Regions from separate parts of the Mus musculus genome. Here region 2 is linked to region 1. The links are chromatin contacts, found by Hi-C or POLR2A ChIA-PET in ENCODE. All regions are on one chromosome and are shown on one strand. The core of a region is the stretch at or near the end of the contact, and the rest is flanking DNA. Distances in the headings are between cores, read along the strand shown. Region 1 overlaps Fars2 (phenylalanine-tRNA synthetase 2 (mitochondrial)). Region 2 holds the start of Nrn1 (neuritin 1).

Evidence for each region. Hi-C counts contacts between places; a loop is a spot of excess contacts on that map. ChIA-PET counts read pairs that join two places held with the same protein, here RNA polymerase II (POLR2A).
Region 2: a loop to region 1 is called in a map of left cerebral cortex, with 2.7 times the contacts of the local background. The contact joins the promoter of Nrn1 here to the enhancer-like site in region 1. A Hi-C loop is called at or near these places in 1 of 37 maps with a recorded cell type or tissue (left cerebral cortex). POLR2A ChIA-PET finds 5 or more read pairs at or near these places in 2 of 5 experiments (Patski and embryonic stem cell).

What each region holds. Positions count from the first base shown.
Region 1 is chr13:36,429,647-36,433,602 of GRCm38, reverse strand. All of the region lies in intron 6 of Fars2 (phenylalanine-tRNA synthetase 2 (mitochondrial)), which reads right to left. Among named protein-coding and RNA genes, the nearest start is that of Gm46409, 180 kb to the left of the region's middle. Within about 2 kb of position 2,181, at least 1 of the 3 ENCODE cell types and tissues checked has a DNase peak (open chromatin) inside an H3K27ac peak, as active enhancers do; it is left cerebral cortex, where a contact is called at or near this core.
Region 2 is chr13:36,732,400-36,736,355 of GRCm38, reverse strand. Nrn1 (neuritin 1) reads left to right here and starts at 1,879. Exons shown (of 3, transcript NM_153529.2): 1 at 1,879-2,120. The coding sequence starts at 2,066.

The DNA of each region.
Region 1 (3,956 bases), core at 932-3,431:
TGCCAGGAGAAATACTTTCAGAATTCTAGACACAGGCAATGCCTCTCAGACTTCTGCTGTAACCTCTCTCATTGTGAATGTCCTGGGATTGAGTTTGAAGGGGTTCCTAGAGTGAAATGAGTGGGCTCAATAAGCAAGGTCCCTTTCCTTGCTTGCTGTATTAGATATATTACTAGTTTCTTTTTGTGTTTCTCTGATAAAATACTAGACAAAAGCAACTTGAAGCAAAGCCTAGTTTGGGTTCACAGTTCAAGAGGACAGCCCATCATGGCAGAGAAGTCACAGTAGCGAGATTATGAGGCAACTGACCCAATTGCATCTGTGTTCAGGAATCAGAGCCCACCTCAATGTTGGCTTCCAACAACCCTCTTCTAGTGAAACTCAACCTCCTAAAGGCTCCACAACGTTCAAAAGCAGTGCCACCAGCTTCCAACCAAGTACTCAACACAGAGCAAATGTGGGGCTTTCACACTACATAAACCATAACATTTGCCCAGTGACATGACTGTCAGCTGAAAACAGTCTGCAATCACAGGACCTGGAAATCTCAAAGCCCTTCTTAGAAAACATCTGAGTATCTTCTGCCTAAAATGTGAATGGAAAGAATGTTTTGGGGCAACATTCACCAAAATCCTAGATCACGAGTGCCCAGCTTGTACTGTGGGTGGTCCCAGAACTGCCCTGCCCGTAGAGTCTAATAGATAAGAATGTGGGCCAGAACCACAGGGTTCAAGTTTCAGCTTTGTCTTTTGTTGCTTATATGGACCTTGGCCAAGTTTCTTGGTGTTCTAATCCTTCATGTTCTCATCTGCAGGATGATACCACCTGTGGTATTCATCTCACAGCATTATCTATTCAAATGAGATATCGTATGGTAGGTGCCAGGCATAATAGTTGCAAGATGCCAGGCAGGGAAAACAGCACTGGGGTCTTGTATGGTACCTCCTGGACTGGAGCTCGAACACATACACACATAGCTCTCAGCATTGCATGTCCTTCTGGAGTCCAAGGAAGCTGGCCCCAAGCTTTCTAGGATTGCCCCCAGACATTTATCTCCTATGATGCATACTGGAGACAGAAACTTTGGTTATGTAAAAGTTTAAAAGACTGAAACGATGCAAGCTACTTTAAGGATACCGGAGATAAACGATCTATTTATATTTTTATGGTGAAGACATAAATAGAAAAAAACACAGCACCCGAAGAAATGTTCCTTAAAATATATGTGCAGCATGGGTGAGAGATATACGCAGAACACACAGATGCTAAGGAGATACCTTTTCACATCAGCCATAACTTCGCAAGACACATTAATTCAAGGAGATTTACCAGGCACTGATGTAATTATAAAAATGAACTGTCTGACAAACTGGGGCATGGGCTGCTTCAGTGACTTTTTTTTTTTTAGACGTCATTATGTAAGCAGTTTGTTGGCACAGAACTGTGAGAATCTCCTCAGTCATGGCCTTGACTCTTGACCCACAGACATGATTAATAAGCTGGGCCACACTGCTTTATGCAGCATCAGTGCATTCAGCAACTATTTACTAGCTGTCTACTGAACACTGGGCAGCACCAACACTTTGAGTATGGAGCAAGGACAGCAGAGATGAGGTTCTCACCTTCGTAAAATGATGAGACAGATATGGAACGTGATCATGGCAGCTAAAGTCTTCCATTGAATAATAAAACTGGGGCTTGCCACTCAAGCCTGACCATCCGAGTTCAATCCTTGATCCCAGGGCGAAAGAGAGAACTGATCCTGACAACTGCTTTAGACGCATGCCCCTTGGTTCATACGTACACACGTGTCCACACGCAGACTCAGGATGTGGATGAAGCTGAGGCAGGAAAATGCCTCTTTGGCCTTAGACCGTGAGTATACTGCTCTTCTGCTTCTGCCATCATCATTCGGAAATAAATCCATAAAAACCCAGTCTAAGCATGGGGTTAGAGGAGCTGATGCCTAGTCCTTCCAAGTTTGTTAATTTCTTTTCACTCCCTTTCAAGGTAATATTTAAATCAAGATACAGCCCAATTTACTTTGTGACTAACTGAATAAATCAAAAGTAGCAACAGACGTGTCACTCCTGGCTCACAGCCTTGCCCAAATCCTCCTTGGACCCTAGGAACATATTCCGCCTGTTTTAATTCTGTCTGCATGCAGGTAAACACACTCTGTCCAGTCCCTAATTTTGTCCCAGAGGCACAATGACTACCATTTGCTGCTTTAGAGGCAGCTTATATTTACTAATGAGTGAAAGCTCTGCAGATGAAGTGTCTAAGAGGAATTGAAGCATTCTTGAAGGTAGAGAGGGTGGTATTGTCCTCATTGCTCAGTCAGCCTTTAAAGCGAAGACACTCAATGAGATAACATTCTGTGGCTTGGTATTGCTTCTTCAGACTCAGAAAAACTGGGAATTTAGCAGATTTTCTATGTCCTGTTAGGGGAGTCCTTAATGATTCTGAGTGCATAGCTATTCCCGTCTGCCAACATCTTCAGAGAGGCTGCTATAATAAACTAGCAATCATTCTATCTTTTCTCATTTTTTTTTTTTTTTTTTTTGAAGAAGGTAAGAAATTTGAAAATTGTACTCTTACCAACTGGGAGGAGGAACAAAGGTAGGAAGAGCACTTACGGTGTCGGAGCTGCTGAATGACAGGGGGTGGATCATGCACAGAGCCTCAGAGCCTGGCTCTGGGGGGTGGGGGGTGGGGAGCATGGCCTAACCCTTCAAGGGAAATCTCTGGACTGAAGGTGCCGAGAGTCTTTCAGATGACATGAGTAGATCTGCTGCCATTCTCTACGACATGCTGCTGAGAGACAGAATCAAAGGTGACTGCATGTGACAGAAGCCACATAAAGGAAGCATGTGTGCGAGTGGCTGTGCTGTGCTCAGTGGAGAAAGAGACTGGTGAGGCCACACCTCTGCTCAAACATGGCAGGTATATGTGCACACATGTGTGCCAGTGTGTGTGTGTGCACGTGTATGTGCTTGTGTAAACATGACAAGGCAATGTGCTCACTGCATTCTTATCCACTGCTCTCAAGAGACAGAAAGCCATTCACATCAGAGCAAGCACTCAGCCCTCCTCTGTAGAGACCAAGTGGTCTTGACCACAGTGTTAGAATCAGTCCCAGTCTTTCATTCCCTTTCCCAGGATTCTGGTGTCTCTTTTTGATTTATAAAGTGCAGGTATAAGTGTGTTGGGGCTGGTGAACTGTGCCAGGAAGTCCGTGCTTGAACACTGGCTTCTAACCACAGGGAAGAGGCAACTTCTGTTACTGTTCCCTGAGTATGCTTGTGTCTCAGGACAGCTTTAAGACCCTTCATGTGCCTACCTTTGGACATCAGGGCAGCAGATGCCAAGTTACCTTGATATGACTGCAAATGCTATCACTGATGCTCAAGACAGGCAGGGAATGTTTACTGGGTAAACACGGGAGCACCAGTATTGCGATGTGGAACAGCCTTCCCGCTCATTAACTTTCCTGCAGCCTGTGCAGTTCAGCTCCTGCTTGAGAGTTTTCCTTCTTATATCCATTTTATGCCCCTCTGATCTCACATCTTGTTTCTAATCACAGCTCCGAGTGAAACACGTGTAAGGTAATTACTCCACGGTGTACTGTGGTACTGCTCATTGATTAGAAATAATTTTCAGAGTGAGCACCATAGCAAGGAACTTTGATCAAGCTAGGTTATTATTTCGATTCTTTTTCTCAGCCACATGCATCTGCTTCTTCTTCCTGGAAGAATGTGTGCATATAAATGAGAGAGAGAGAGAGAAAGAGAGAAAGAGAGAGAGAGAGAGAGAGAGAGAGAGAGAGAGAGGAGGGGGAGGGGGAGGGGGAGAGAAATGCCTGCCTGCCTGCCTGCCTGCCTGTGTAGATAGATCATGGGGCAGATGAGAGCTGTGTCCTCACCCCTACCCCACTGGCCCTTCTACAGAGTCTC
Region 2 (3,956 bases), core at 630-3,129, 300 kb before region 1:
TCCGAGGGACGCCCCCCCCCCCACTCGCCACCCTTCTCGCCCCGCCTCCTTCCCGCCCACCTTTTCTGCTTTTCTGGGAGCCTCTGAACACTGGGGCAGGAAACTCCTGGCCCCGCCACTGGGCCCCTGGACACCGGGAAAGCGCGCCCCCGCTACCCCGCCCACCCACCACTGACATCACCAGGGGCAGGGACGTGGCTCCGCCCCTACAGCCGTGGCAGCTTGCCCTGGTTCTGCAGTTCTGCAGGGCTGCAAGCTTGGGTCCCCTCGGTGCGCGCTTTTCAGCTTCTAGTTGCCTCAAGACCCTCGCGGTCCTACTCAGTCCCTCCACCGCCCGTCACCTGACCCCAGTTTTGCACCCTTTTCTCCCTTTCTCCGTCTGTGTGCACAGATGGCTGACTGTGTGGGCTCCCAGTGCAGGGGCTTCGAAAGGCAAATTAAACGGAAGCCCGGTCTCCCTAATCCCCTTTCATTTCTGCCACTAACCTAGCCTTACGCGGTCGCCCTGCAGTCTTATAAAATATGAAGGCTCTTTTATTTTTCTCCTTTCGCATATCTCTTCATTGGCTCAAGTAATACAGTTAGCCAATGCGGCCATCAACATTTGATTAAAGACGCTAGAATTCAGACTGGGAAAGAGGGTGTGGTGCATTGCAGAAAAGGAGAAAAAAAATCAAAACTTAATTTCATTTAAGAAGTAGCCCTGATTATTTTTCCATCTTACACGATCCACTACAGGACCTTGCACGAACGCAGCTGAAGAGATATTTCTTTACTGCAGTCAGTGCTGGATCATCAAAAAATAAAATAAAGAGCGCAGGTGTGTGTGGGTCTGGGTGTGTACGTGATGGACGTGGGTGCGTGTATCAACATGTCAGTGTGACCCTACAGATGACTTCAGGAGGCCCCAGAAAGGAGTTGTACACCAGAGCTTGCCTTGGAAATTTCCTAAAGCGCGAAGAGTTTGTAAACCACAAGAAACCGAAATTTACCCTAGCCTAGGCTTCTTGCCCGACAGCCTTTCCAACCCCCTAAAATAGGTGTCTCTATGCCTGGTATAGATGCCCCTCGGTGGGTGAGCGTCGCGAATAGTGACATTCACAAGAGGGCACGCAGAGTCTATTTCTGGGGGCCCCCATGCGAGCCGAACGAACCCCCGGGGCCTGGGTGTGTACGCGCGCTCGCGTGCGGAGTGTGCGGGCGAGCTCGGGGGCGCTCCCGGGCGTGCGCTTTTGTGAGTGTGTGCGTGTGCTGGGGGGCCGGGTTATGTGCTCACGCGCTCTAGGCTGCGCCTAGAGCTCAACTGTGGGGCTGGAGAGAAAACTAGGGTAGGCAAGTGAGGGGGTCTGCACCCCACTGAGGGCGAGAGAAGGGTGATTCGGACCGGAGGAGTCTCTCCCCTCTGTCCTCCCTGGGCCCAAAGCTCCCCAAACCTCTCTGCAGGGTTGGAAGTGTCTGGGTTCGTTGTGGCGCCAGTGAAGGAGGGAGCAGGTTGAACAATCGAGTGGGCGCACCAGGACTCCCCGTCTCCGGGGCGGGGAGAGGAGAGGGAGCCCCGATTCTGCGCAGGGAGGGGGCGGGGCTGGGGGCCCCTGGAACGAGGAGGCGGGGGTGGCCACTGGGATGAAAATCAGTCACTACAGAGAGGCGAGATTTCGTTGAGATCGCACATTAATTGGAGATATCTGATTAATTCCAGAGTCTTATGACTATAAATGGTGATTCTCTACCAAGGTGTCTATATTATAAAAAAAAAAAAAAATCAATCCGTGTCATCCCCCACGTCAGGCCTGCTCGTGGGCGTGAGGCTGTACTTCCTCCGCCCCCTCCTAATGGAGTGAACCATTCCCAGCTCTCCCCCCCCCCCCCCAGCCTCTCACTCTCTCACTCTCTTTCTGTCTCTTCCTCGCTCCCTCTCTTTCTCTCCTCCCTCTGCCTTCCCAGTGCATAAAGTCTCTGTCGCTCCCGGAACTTGTTGGCAATGCCTATTTTTCAGCTTTCCCCCGCGTTCTCTAAACTAACTATTTAAAGGTCTGCGGTCGCAAATGGTTTGACTAAACGTAGGATGGGACTTAAGTTGAACGGCAGATATATTTCACTGATCCTCGCGGTGCAAATAGGTAAGTGGCCGCCCGGTACGGCTTGGTAGGCGACCGGAGATTGCCTACCCCAGAGGCGCCTAAGGGGACTTGCTGGCCAGGGTCTGCCGCTGGTTGCAGAAAACCCTGCAGACTCCCTGAGTCGGGGCATTAGCTCTTGGGGACTCTGGAAGGAGTTCTGGTTTGGTTTTCCTAAAGAAAGTGATTTCTTTTGCAGGGAAGTGTGTGTGTGTGACCGGCTGTTTTCCAAGGGGGGTTCTCCCTTTTCTCCAAAGCGCACATCCATTTTTTTCCTCCCTCTTTGGGGTTAAAACAGGATCTGAGCGCTCGTAGCATTTGTCCCCTGTTATACTGCAAGATACTATCTTGAGGGGTCAAAAGGTAAAGGGAGGAATAAGATGCCTAGGTAGCTAGGGCTGAAAAGTTTATATGCAGAAAGCAAAGATATTCTAAGGCTGCCCTCAAACTGCAGCATTTAGAACTTTGTCCTTCCTCCGCCCCTCCCCCTAGATCTTAGCTGCAGCGTTTGCTCCGGGCACCGCAGACTACTCCGAGAAGGATAAATCAACCAAATATTCACTGATATACTTTTTCAGGGTCATGTGTGTCTGTGATTTTTGGCAGATTAGCATCTCTATTATTTTTATACAGGAAAGTGGTTTAACGTGTTCGCATTTTGTCTTTTCGTGGGTTTGTAATTTTTGTTTGTGGCGGTTTATTGGATGGATTTATTTAGCCCCCCCCCCCATTTCATGTTAAGGAATGTGAGTCTCAGCTACACTGTTGGGAGGCTTTTTTAAAGTTTATATTTTTCCATCCAAAATGCAAATGTTTTAAGTACTAGTGAATCCGCTTATGTGATACTGGATGGAAACATTAATTAATGTAACTGAAAAGGGAAATTAAAGCAGCTTATTAATAGAATGGACAAAAGGAAAAAAATAGAAAGTCTCCCAGTGGTTATTCTGCAGATGGAGAAAACTGTTCGTGCCAGGCTGGAGCGTTCTTTACAGACAAATCCTTGCAGCATTTCAGGGGTGCGTCAGGGAATTTGTGTGGGACAAGAGAAGAAATACTTAACATTTTTTCTTCATAAGAAATATAGAGAAATTGGGGCTTTCGGAGCATTAAAACTGATTCTTTCTATGGGGTCCATATGCATTTGCCATATTCTTGAGAATTTGTTTGGGGGATTTTTTTGGTTGTTTATTTGTTTATTGTTTTGCAGAAACTGGGATTTTTGCAAAGCAAGGAGCATGCACCGGGATGTTGCCTTTTCCTTTAATTTTAGGAGATGACTTAATGCTTTGCATCTGGTGGTTTTGTGCCTTTGACATTAGTTCAAAGAGCTGCAACCATCCTAGGACATAGATCCCAAGGGCAGCAAATGCTGTAAGTGTTAGAAATAAGTGAGTGTGGCATTTTGCAGTTAGACGACTAATGTTCATAGATTAAGAAACAGCTAATGTTTTAAGATAGGGACTTCACCTGGAGGATGTTTGGGGACTCTGTTTTCCTAGTAGATGAGAATAGAAATAATGAAACAGTAATTTCAGGAGAGATGCATTTGATGAACCTCAGCCTGAAGATGACCAAAATTTTCATAGTGGAATTAAAATGTATGTTCCTAAATATCTACCTTTCTCCCCCGCCCCCCATTGGAGCCTCAGTCTTTATTAATTCATGGATAGAAGCTGTCCCAAATTACTGACATTTGGCAAGAAGCGTGGGGGTTGGGGAGGGGCGGGGAAGTAGAGGATGGAGAACGAATGAGGAAGTTTGGGATGAATGAGAGAGGTCCAAGAAATGAATGAGAACATGGAAACCGCACTGGATGGGGATGCAGAGGAGACAGGC